Regions from separate parts of the Homo sapiens genome. Here regions 1 and 3 are each linked to region 2. Evidence: chromatin contacts called from ENCODE Hi-C or POLR2A ChIA-PET data. All regions are on one chromosome and are shown on one strand. Each heading gives the region's core, a stretch centred on a gene start or an enhancer-like site at or near the end of the contact. The rest is flanking DNA. Distances are from core to core; before and after follow the strand shown.

Region 1 (3,582 bases), core at 675-3,174, 49 kb before region 2:
GACAGAAATAAATGCGCAAAAGGTCATGTGTAGTTTGGGCATTTCTGGGGCCAGGTACTAAGTCCATTTTGATGGGCAACGTCAGTGGATGCCTTGCTCTTAATGATTTACCATTTCTAAGGAGATCTAAGTAGAGTCATGAAATGTAACCTGACAGAATCTGAAAGTAATTAAGATTTCTTAAGATGTAGCCCAGCACCACATTTTGTGTATACAATTCAAGTACAATGCCCAGTTCAATACATATCCAATTGTTAAGGCAGCCTTCACATACCACGTTTTACTAATTTGTCTCATTTCTAAGTTATCGTGGGTTTGATCCTGACTATGAAGAGGAAAATAAGATAATGTAATAACACCCTGGGCAGGTAGAATGTCTTTTATCAGTGATCTCAAAACATCTCACAAGCATTAATTACTTCTGAAAACATGCTGCGAGGGAGATGGGGCTATGACCATCGTGCTGATGAGGAAGCAGATACTGGTTGGGCATTGGTAACTTATGATAAACCACAGGATCTTGACAAGGTCCGGATGAGAAAGGAGGAAAAATGGCCAACCCCGAGACACAGCCTTCAAGCTACTTCCTTGCCCAGGTTGGTTCATCAGCTGCCAGTCCACTCTGTTCTGGCTGCACCCATCCTCACCACTTCCTTTTTCCTTCTTATCTGATCATCTCTGGTCTCATCACCAGGCCCCTCTTTGAAGCAGATAGTGTTCAAACTGAACTTTATAAGCTGGGCTTCTTGCAAAGCAATAAAAAGAAATCAAGGGAGAACTAAGTATCACACGTTTCTCAGGCCCTCCAGAGGATTCATGTACAGCAGCCTGGGTTATAAATCTCAGACTCTATCAAACCCGCCTTGGCCCTTGAAGACTCAGTTTGGAATGCATTGTCCTTCCTGTGGTCACTTGTGATAAGATACTATCTGGCCCTATAGCATTCCAACACATTGGGTGAAGAGCAGCTAATTTTAGCCTTGTGTGTTGTACATCCCACAACATAAACTAGGTGAAGCACTGTTAAGAAAGTAACTGCTGATCATTGGGTATACATGCTATGGTTTGCTCTTTTTTTTCCTTTATCTTCATGAATCTTTTCATTTTCTGATCACACTCAGGAAAACACATTCAAGCCTCTGTGCAGGATTAACATCTGAGTCAGGATAAAGCTACGCCATGAACGCTCACAAAAGCCATCCTGTTAAAGAAAATTCTAGAAGCTCCTCAACATGTCATAGCCCCTCCAGTGGACAACACCCTCCTCTCTGCTATTAATATATAAATTTTGTGATAAAACAAAAAATATATGTCATTCTGAATATTTCTGCTTTCCTCTCTTCTCCTCTGCCTTCTTCAAAATAGGCAACACATAAGAGATGAAGTTTTAAACAGTGATAGCCACTGTAGAATGAAGTATGGACTACAAAATAAAATCATGATAAGTTCGTTCCATGCCACGTCACTAGAGAGGAAGGTTATACACAACTAGGGAAAAAAATCTTTTTTTTCCATTGACCCACTCAAAACAAGCTATGACTTCACCAGGGCTGGATATCTGGTGAGTTCCACTAGAATATCATGCTCTGGAATTTAGGAATTAGAGGAAGGGGCCAGAGGAAATTTTAAAATAGACCTAGAGGGTGGTGAGGCCTGGTTCACAGATCTGCTGCGCTGTGTAACCCACAGCCCTCTGGGAACTGTAGCAGTGATGTGTTTTACTTTTCTATTTTGAGCCTGTGACTCACATTACAAATATTGACTTCTATTTCTCTATTAGCATCAGATTTTTTCTTGAATCCTCCAAATTGACTTTGACTATAACTTTGGTTAATATTAAACCTCTTGGGTCAACACATTTTTATAGCTGTGAGCTGCTGCAACCACATGGAGTAGGGATTGGCAAAGAAGCAGTGCAACCAGGATCAGGACACGGAGAGGCTCTTTCCAGGCCTCCCTCCCCCGGCCCTGGACTACCCCGCATACTCCTGCCAGATTCATCTTCCCAAAGCACCAGTGGCATCATGGTTTCCTGGGTAAAAGCCTTCCATTTGGTACCCCTTTGCCAACTGAGGAAGATTTGAATTCCACACCCAAGCACTCCAGGATATGGAAAGGCTTCGCTCTCACAGACCCCAAGGACTTCACCCAAACAAATCACTTCCATACACATACATCATTTCTCCTTTGCCTTAATACTCCAAGCACTTTGGGCCTTTCTTTTGATACATAAGTCACACATGAGAGTATGTAAATTCTCACTCAGCTTCTCCTGCTGTCTCCACCATAGGCCCTGATATACTCACCTTTGTTCCCTCTAAACACCTAGCACCAGAGCCAGGCACCCAGGAGATAATGAATAAACCTTTGCTGAGCTGAATTCTGTTTCAAAGTTTATCTATTTCCTTTAAGCACATGATTAATAGTGACATGAAGTAATCAAAATAGCTGCACTGCAAGGTGGTTGGAGCAAGATGTCTCAGGGAAAATGGAATGATTTTTGCTAATACCCAGCTAAAAACAAAAAACACACATATTAGTATTATTTTTCACCATATCTGGGATAGAAAAATAAATCACAGCCAGAGTTGTAGTAAGCATGAAAATATAAATTATAATACAATAAAAGTAGAAACCCACAGAGAACACAGCATCCTAACCACCCTTTTACCATGAAGTCTTTTTGAGGATACACTAAACAGAGCATGAGATGTATTTTTCACTCACTTCTACATATTTTCTAGTGTGTGATTGTTAAAGAGAAAACAATGGAAAGTCAGGAAGAGGATGCAGAAAGCAGGAAGAACTGGAGAAAAATTAAAAAGGGAGAGGAATCTAAAAACCAGGTATCTCACAAAACAGAAAAAGAATCCTTGACAACATAAAGTGGATTTGACCTCTCTTTTACGGAACTGAAAGCAACCAGATAAAGTCCAATCCCTTTGTTTGCAGCTGAGAAAACGGAGTGGGGTGGAGGGCCAGGGGGCTAAATTATTTCATTTCCTCAGGGTACAAATACTGTAACTGAAGGCAGACATTTTGGTCATTACGGTTGGAAATACTAAGCAGGTTAAAAAATCAAATGGAGCCCAGGTGCTGCTGATAGAGTCCTTCCAGTTGACAAGTGTTTTATCGTGTCCCTACTCAATACCAGATCCTGAGGATACAGGAGGGAATTCTTGATTTAATCAAAATAAATTCAAGAGTTTAGATATGCCCTTTTTATTCTAGGGGACTGAAAAAAAAGACTGAATTATTCTAAAAGTTGGTTCATATGTAGCATTCTCAGCCATGTTAGGCAAGTCTTCTAATTTTCCACAGGTTTGATAAATGCCTTTAGCTCATATATTATTGCCTAGGCTCAATCATTGATTGGCATTTGCTTTCCTGATCTGTGATTCATCTTTGTGGTATTTCCAATCAATTGCTGATATATTGGTCTCTTTGGCAATGTAGGCCAAGGTGTGAGTGCAGTTGCAGGTGGGCTTCTGTGCCCACTGACCCATCTCTCATCCACTCTCTAGTGTTTCTGCAATAAACATAGTTGACCCATATGCATTTTGGGCCTTTCATCAGCTGCTT
Region 2 (3,146 bases), core at 311-2,810:
CCATCAGCCTAGCCTGCCAGGAAGAATCCATGACCTTGGGCCTGGATTGAGATATACAAGGCCGAGGGATCATCTTCTCCAGGAGACTGGGCCCCCCATCCAGCCTCATGGCTGGGTGTCACCAGGCCCATGACCTGCCTCTAAAGTCACTTTGCAGTCATCTTTTTTTCTTTACTTCCTTCCTTCCTTCCTTCCTTCCTTCCTTCCTTCCTTCCTCCCTCCCTCCCTCCCTCCCTCCCTCCCTCTCTCTCTCTTTCTTTCTTTCTTTCTTTTGAGATGGAGTCTCACAATGCCACCCAGGCTGGAGTACAGTGGCAAAATCTCAGTTCGCTGCAACCTCCGCCTCTGGGGTTTCAGTGATTCTCCTGTCTCAGCCTCCCCAGTAGCTGGGATTACTGGTGCCTACCACCACACCTGGCTAATTTTTCTGTATTTTTAGTACAGATGGGGTTTCACCATGTTGGCCAGTCTGGTTTTGAACTTCTGACCTCAGTGATCCTCCTGCCTTGGACTCCCAAAGTGCTGGGATTACAGGCATGAGCCACCGTGCCTGGCCACAGTCATCTTTTATAGACAGCAATAGAAGTGCTGGAATGAGACAGTCACACTGGCTGAAAAGCAAAGTAATACATTCTTTTACAGAGGGCCTGAGAAGGACAACTAACCTCTCGTTAAAAACAGCAACACTTGTTACAGGCTGAAGGGCTAGGCACTGTGCAAAGGGCCAGGCACTGTTCAAAGTCATTTATTCATCTTCACAAAATCCCTAGAGAGTCAGAGGTTTTTTTCAATGTCCATGTTAATCTCTGCTTTCTAGATGAAGAAAAAGAGGTTCTGCAAGATCAATCAATGTGTAATATTAATATCTATAATTACCAGTAAATAATTATTGCTTATCAGTATTAATGATTTAGATAATTTTGATACAATATTGTTTATTATATTAATTATAGGAAATTATTACTTACCAATAATATTTATAGTAGCTAATAGTATTAACAATATTGCATCCTGACCTATATCAGATCACAGACTGTGCATTGAACTTTCATTTTTTCATATAATGTTAACCAACCCTCTAAGATGGGTTCCATTATTATAGCTATTTTCCAGATGAAGAAATCAGATACTAAGCACTAGCCCAAGGTCCCCAGCAAGGAGCTGGCTTTCCTTGGAGGACTGGTATTTGAACCTAGTCTTCTCTGACGGAAAGCTCACGTGTTCTCCCTTACATCCAAGGCTTCTGGTCCTCACTGTATCACTTATGTTAATATTAATGTCCCTTTAGCCCTACATATTCTTGACTAGTTGGTATTAGGAAACTAGTCATGGGACCTTCCAGGAAAAGGGAGGGGCAGGCAGCTTCCATGGCTCAAAAGCAGAGCTATGGAGCCTTTTCCTTCAGGCCAGAATCTTGCAGACCTTGCTCTACTATTCCCCATGTCTTCTGCAACTTGAGTCAGCAGCTGAGCAAAAGCCACAAAGACAGTCCCAGGAGGTGTGGTCTGACCAGGAATAAACACAGGCAGGGAACATTTGAACCAAAATGCACAGAAACTTGACAACCAGGACATGCCAGGACACGCCAGCTCATGGCTCATAAAAATTGCAACTTTTATTGTGAACATTCACAGTCACCTGATGAAAATAATAATGATAATAATAAAAATACCTGGTGACACTACCGGGGTTCCCTGGGATTGGGGGGTATAGCATTATGCAAGCTCTACTGTGGAGAAAGAGCTGTGAAACCAAAGGCAAAATGGACATTTTCTTGCCCTTGAAGGGAGGACGTGCAGGGTAGGGTTAAGGGGAGGAATTTCCCTGGCTCATTCCATGACGCCGAGACCAAGGTTAGAAACGAACTGAACCACCTTGTAAAAAGCATTATATATAAAGTCATCTGTTTACCTCTGCCGCTGCTGTCACAAGCCCACGTTCCTATCAAGGGTTTAAAGCAAACACTGTAAGCGGCTAAAAGAACAACATCGTTTCTGATTCTCTCCTAAGACCTAATTCACTTACAAAATAGGTTTATGAAGTTGAAATTATGGGAGGGGAGGAGAAAGGGGAAAGACAAGAACCCTTTTATTTAGCATCTTATTCACAATGAAAATTGGCACAGGAGCCAACCACATACATTAACAGAGCTTGGGCAAGTTTAAAGCTTATGAATACATTTCTGTGGAAAAATGTGAATATGGAAAATCCCCTCTCTTATTTTGCCTTTTCCAAAAAAGCAATGAGTTCTGGGCTCAATGTGTATCCATAACCTCAGTTAGAAATGCCAAGTGGGACTGAGCTGGGAGAGCCCAGGTCTGAAGGGAGACAAGAGTCTGCTACCCTGGAAACCAGAGGAGAGGCAGGAAGGAGGCTGCGAACTCACTCTGAAGTCAGACTTCATCATAAATTGCAGAGGGAGGCCCATCCAGAGTATGCTGAGGTTCTCTGCATCTCTCTGGTGATATAGGTGCTTGCTAGAGAAGACTCATTAAAATTAGAAGAGAGGGAAAGAGATCTGTTTCAAATCTTGCTCAGGATACATCAATTAAAATGCGAGTTATAGGTAGGGCATTGCACATAGCAATAACCAGAAGTCCATTATAAAGATCTTGTCATTGAGTTTTATTCAGAGATTTCTTCCTTGAGGAACATTTACATCTTCAGAAACACAAAGTAATTAACCTTCCTAAAAACTGCATTGAAAATAGAAGTTTCTGCCAATATTCTTCTTGCTTTAGCAGTGTTACAAGCATTAGGAAATGCTTTCCTTGACAGTGTCTCTAGCAAAAAAGGGATCTGACAAGTTATTCACAGAGGGGAAAGGAGTTTAGAGATAAACAGACTAAAGAAGTTGTCAACATCTTCAGCACACCATCCATCAGTATATTTGTCTTCCATCCATCCATCCATCCATCCATCCATCCATCCATCCAACCATTCATCCACCCAACCATTCATCCGTCCACCCATCCATTTATCAATCCACCTGTCCTTCCCTCAACAAATATTTATTGAGGGCCCAAAAGGCACTTGCCTATGCATATGCAAATGTCTGTAGAAGGTCTGGGAAAACACTCACAATCCCTGAAACTCATCTTCACTGCTTAGCCTGAAGAGCTACAGCATTGTTGGTCCTGAGAGAT
Region 3 (3,343 bases), core at 675-3,174, 64 kb after region 2:
TATTAGTTGGTGCACCCCATTTCTAAGCTGGTAAGAACCATGCCTTATTCACTGTTATATTCCCAGCATCTAAAATCCTTCCTGCCACATTGTAAGGGTTCTGCAAACACTTGAATAAATGAATGAATAAATTACTTTCTATATAATAGTTCAGTAGTTCTGAATGTGTGGCCCACAGATCAGCAGCATTAGTTTCACCTAAAGACTTGTTAGAAATGCATTGCTGGGTGTGCTTGTGCATGCCTGTAGACCCAACTTCCTGGGAGGCTGAAGTGAGAGGATTGCTTGAGCCCGGAAGTTGAAGGCCAGCTTGGGCAAGAATGAGACTCTATCTCTTAAAAAAAAAAAAAAAAAAAAAGAAAGCAAGCAAGCAAGAAAAAAAAAAAAAAATTCTCAGGCCTCTCAGCAGACTTACTGAATCAGAAATTCTGGGTGTGGGGATCAGCAGTCTTTATTTAAGAAGCCCTCTAGGTGATTCTGAGACATTTTAACATTGGAGAACCACTATTTTAGAACAGTGGTACTCATCTTGGGCTGCAGGTTACGATCACGTGGAGTGTTTCTTAAAATGCTTGAACCAGCTCCCCCCACCTTGAGTTTTGTTTTGTTTTTTCATTCAAATAGGTTCATGTGGATTCTAGAGTACTTTTTTTAAAGCTCACCAAGTGATTCTAATATGCAGCTGGGGTTGAAACCACTCTCTTAAATTTTCCATCTCCTCCCTCTGTTCCTACCACACACACATGAAATTACCTATAAAATGGGCACTGGTTTAGTGTCACTCTGCCAGAGACTCTTGCCTTCCCCATGGTAATGGGATCAGGGCCCTGCATCAGATCCAGCCAAACAGCCAAAACCTCACTATTCAAAGTGTAGTCCAGGGAAGAACAGAGTTTGCATCCCTGAGTAGCTTGTTAGAAATACAGAGTCTCAAGCTCCACCCAGACTTCCTGCATCATAATCTGTATCTTAAAAAGACCCCAGGTGATTCCTATGCACATCCAAGTTTGAGAGGCACGAGTCTAGGAGAGAGAAAGCACTGAGCATGGTTTCACAGAGCACAGAAGTCAAATCGTATTTTGCAGGTCTTTATTTCAGGATACAGTATCATATTGTTAAAGGTATTTTGCCATTGGTGGAGCTTCTGAACAGGGCCAGAGCAACCCTTAACGTCATACAATTTCATGGGTTCACAGCATAAAATGAACCTCATGAGTCTTGGCTTCTGTTGACTATTGGGTAGAGAAGGTAACTTCTACATGAGGGTTTGAAAAAACAGACCATCCAGAAAGATCCACACATACCCAACCCAAAATAATACATTATACCTGCTTCTAACCCAATCACATTTATTGAGTGCTTACTATATGCCAGGTTTCATGCTAAGTACTCAACGCACATTAACTTAGTCTTCCCAATATCCTCATGAAGCAGGCACTGTTATTATCCCCATTATGGAAATAAGAAAGGAAGCAGAAACATGGAGAAGTCAGGCACATTTCCGGAGTAAGAACCAGAACTGAAATCTAAACCCATCTTTCTCTGGAACCTGGGGAGTAACCACAACACTATGCTCAACAATTACTCTAACGGAGAAGGAACGATGACTCCAAACAACTGTTTTTTAAACTTTAGCTTAAGAGCCCCAGACTCTTCCTCTAACAATCAGAAGAGCCAGAATTATATAGAATGGTTGCTGTGCCAACCCACAGAAGTCAAATATAACTAGGCAGCAAATTAGAGTAAACATTTAGGAATTCCTTGCATGTGGCACACGACTCCACCCACCCTTCTTGGCACAAGCCAAGACGTTGATTATATGGATCCCGCTGGCATTTCATGTCCTCGTGCGAGTCATACAGAGTATCCTTCTTACTGCTGAATGTGAACATGACCAGACTTATTTGAGTAATTTGGCATGTTATGGTGATGACTCAATAGTGCAGACCAGGGCAAGAGCTCCAGCCTATGCCCTCCCCCACACCCCTTACCTTTTTTTGTTCAATCACCTGGTATAAATAGAGGGAGAAAAGTTGTTTGGCATGATAGTCACGGCTGACGGTCATTTTCTAAGTACTGGGATTTCCTGAAGATAAAAGTCACCAATTGTCCTGGAGCCATTAACTGCAACTGATTCATAAGCCCTGGGAAATACATCTCATCTAAACAGTTTTTGTCAAGTGAGATAAGGCAGGGGAGAGAGGGGAAGGGCATCTACAGGTGCTTATATTTGGAGCAGAATTTTTGTCCCACATATGCCAGTCAATCAGCATTCCATTCTACTGACTGTCTCCCATTAATACAGTGGGGTTTTTACATGTTAACCGAATTTATAGGCATGGGAGTTTCCTGTGAAAATTCCCTGTGCACTGTTCAGAGGTGGGAGCCCTGAATGTTTATATGCTCTTTCTTTGTACTAGGTCAGAAATACTCTCATTACCAGGCAGCATCTGATAAGAGCACTACTGGGCTGTGGTCACAGAGCCTCAGGTGATGGACATTAATGGAGTAACTCAGACATTTCATGTCTGAGTTTGTGGCCCTGTAGGCGTATTCTCAATTAAGAGCATATTATCAATGTTTCTAATTCATACTACAACTTTGTTTGGAATAAGCAAAAGGACTATGTATTAGTCCATTTTCGTGCTGCTGAAAAAGACATGCCTGAGAGTAGGAGGAAAAAGAGGTTTAATTGGACTTACAGTTCCACATGGCTGGGGAGGCCTCAAAATCATGGCACTTCTTACATGGTGGCGGCAAGGGAAAATGAGGCAGATGCAAAAGCGGAAACTCCTGATAAAACCATCAGATCTTGTGAGACTTATTCACTACCACAAGAACAGTGTGGGAAAAACCACCCCCATGATTCAAATTATCTCCCATCAGGTTCCTCCCACAACACATGGGAATTATGGGAGTATAATTCAAGATGAGATTTGAGTGGGGACACTGAGCCAAATCATATCAGATTGCTCATAAACTCATAAACATTATTACTGAAATAAACTTGCCTAAGTTTTTGGAAAGTTAGCATTTATAAAACTTTGCTTGGAGACACAATGAAAAAACCTGATAATCCAAAGCTCTACTGTATTTGCTTTAAGAATCTTTCAAAACTTTTGTTCATATTTTCAGGAAAAGTCTGATTTTGAAATTTATTTTGCACTATTTTGTACTATCTAGACTATTCCTGAGTGTGCATCAACATATCCAGGAAGCTACTTAAACTACAGATTCCTAGGTCTGAGTCTAGATTTATATTAAATCAACAAATCTGAAAGTGCACCAGATGATTTGTATTTTTAAATGACCTCTAGATAATTCTGAATAGCCAGACTTGGGA

What was found. Hi-C counts contacts between places; a loop is a spot of excess contacts on that map. ChIA-PET counts read pairs that join two places held with the same protein, here RNA polymerase II (POLR2A). Pooled maps may share reads with other maps.
Region 1: a map of astrocyte of the cerebellum shows a loop between it and region 2 (2.9-fold over the local background). The contact joins two enhancer-like sites. A Hi-C loop is called at or near these places in 5 of 168 maps with a recorded cell type or tissue (Calu3, adrenal gland, aorta and 2 more), 5 of 37 single-sample maps with no recorded cell type and 5 of 50 pooled maps. POLR2A ChIA-PET finds 5 or more read pairs at or near these places in 4 of 52 experiments (Caco-2, HEK293, MCF 10A and 1 more).
Region 3: POLR2A ChIA-PET joins it to region 2 with 14 read pairs in MCF 10A. The contact joins two enhancer-like sites. A Hi-C loop is called at or near these places in 1 of 168 maps with a recorded cell type or tissue (gastrocnemius medialis), 3 of 37 single-sample maps with no recorded cell type and 2 of 50 pooled maps. POLR2A ChIA-PET finds 5 or more read pairs at or near these places in 3 of 52 experiments (BJ, GM12878 and MCF 10A).

What each region holds. Positions count from the first base shown.
Region 1 is chr20:6,702,598-6,706,179 of GRCh38, reverse strand. No RefSeq gene overlaps it. Among named protein-coding and RNA genes, the nearest start is that of LINC01713, 32 kb to the left of the region's middle. RefSeq lists a silencer at 1-198 and an enhancer at 1-198. Within about 2 kb of position 1,924, at least 9 of the 41 ENCODE cell types and tissues checked have a DNase peak (open chromatin) inside an H3K27ac peak, as active enhancers do.
Region 2 is chr20:6,653,410-6,656,555 of GRCh38, reverse strand. No RefSeq gene overlaps it. Among named protein-coding and RNA genes, the nearest start is that of LINC01713, 81 kb to the left of the region's middle. Within about 2 kb of position 1,560, at least 4 of the 41 ENCODE cell types and tissues checked have a DNase peak (open chromatin) inside an H3K27ac peak, as active enhancers do.
Region 3 is chr20:6,590,017-6,593,359 of GRCh38, reverse strand. No RefSeq gene overlaps it. Among named protein-coding and RNA genes, the nearest start is that of LINC01713, 140 kb to the left of the region's middle. RefSeq lists an enhancer at 1,468-2,667. Within about 2 kb of position 1,924, at least 4 of the 41 ENCODE cell types and tissues checked have a DNase peak (open chromatin) inside an H3K27ac peak, as active enhancers do.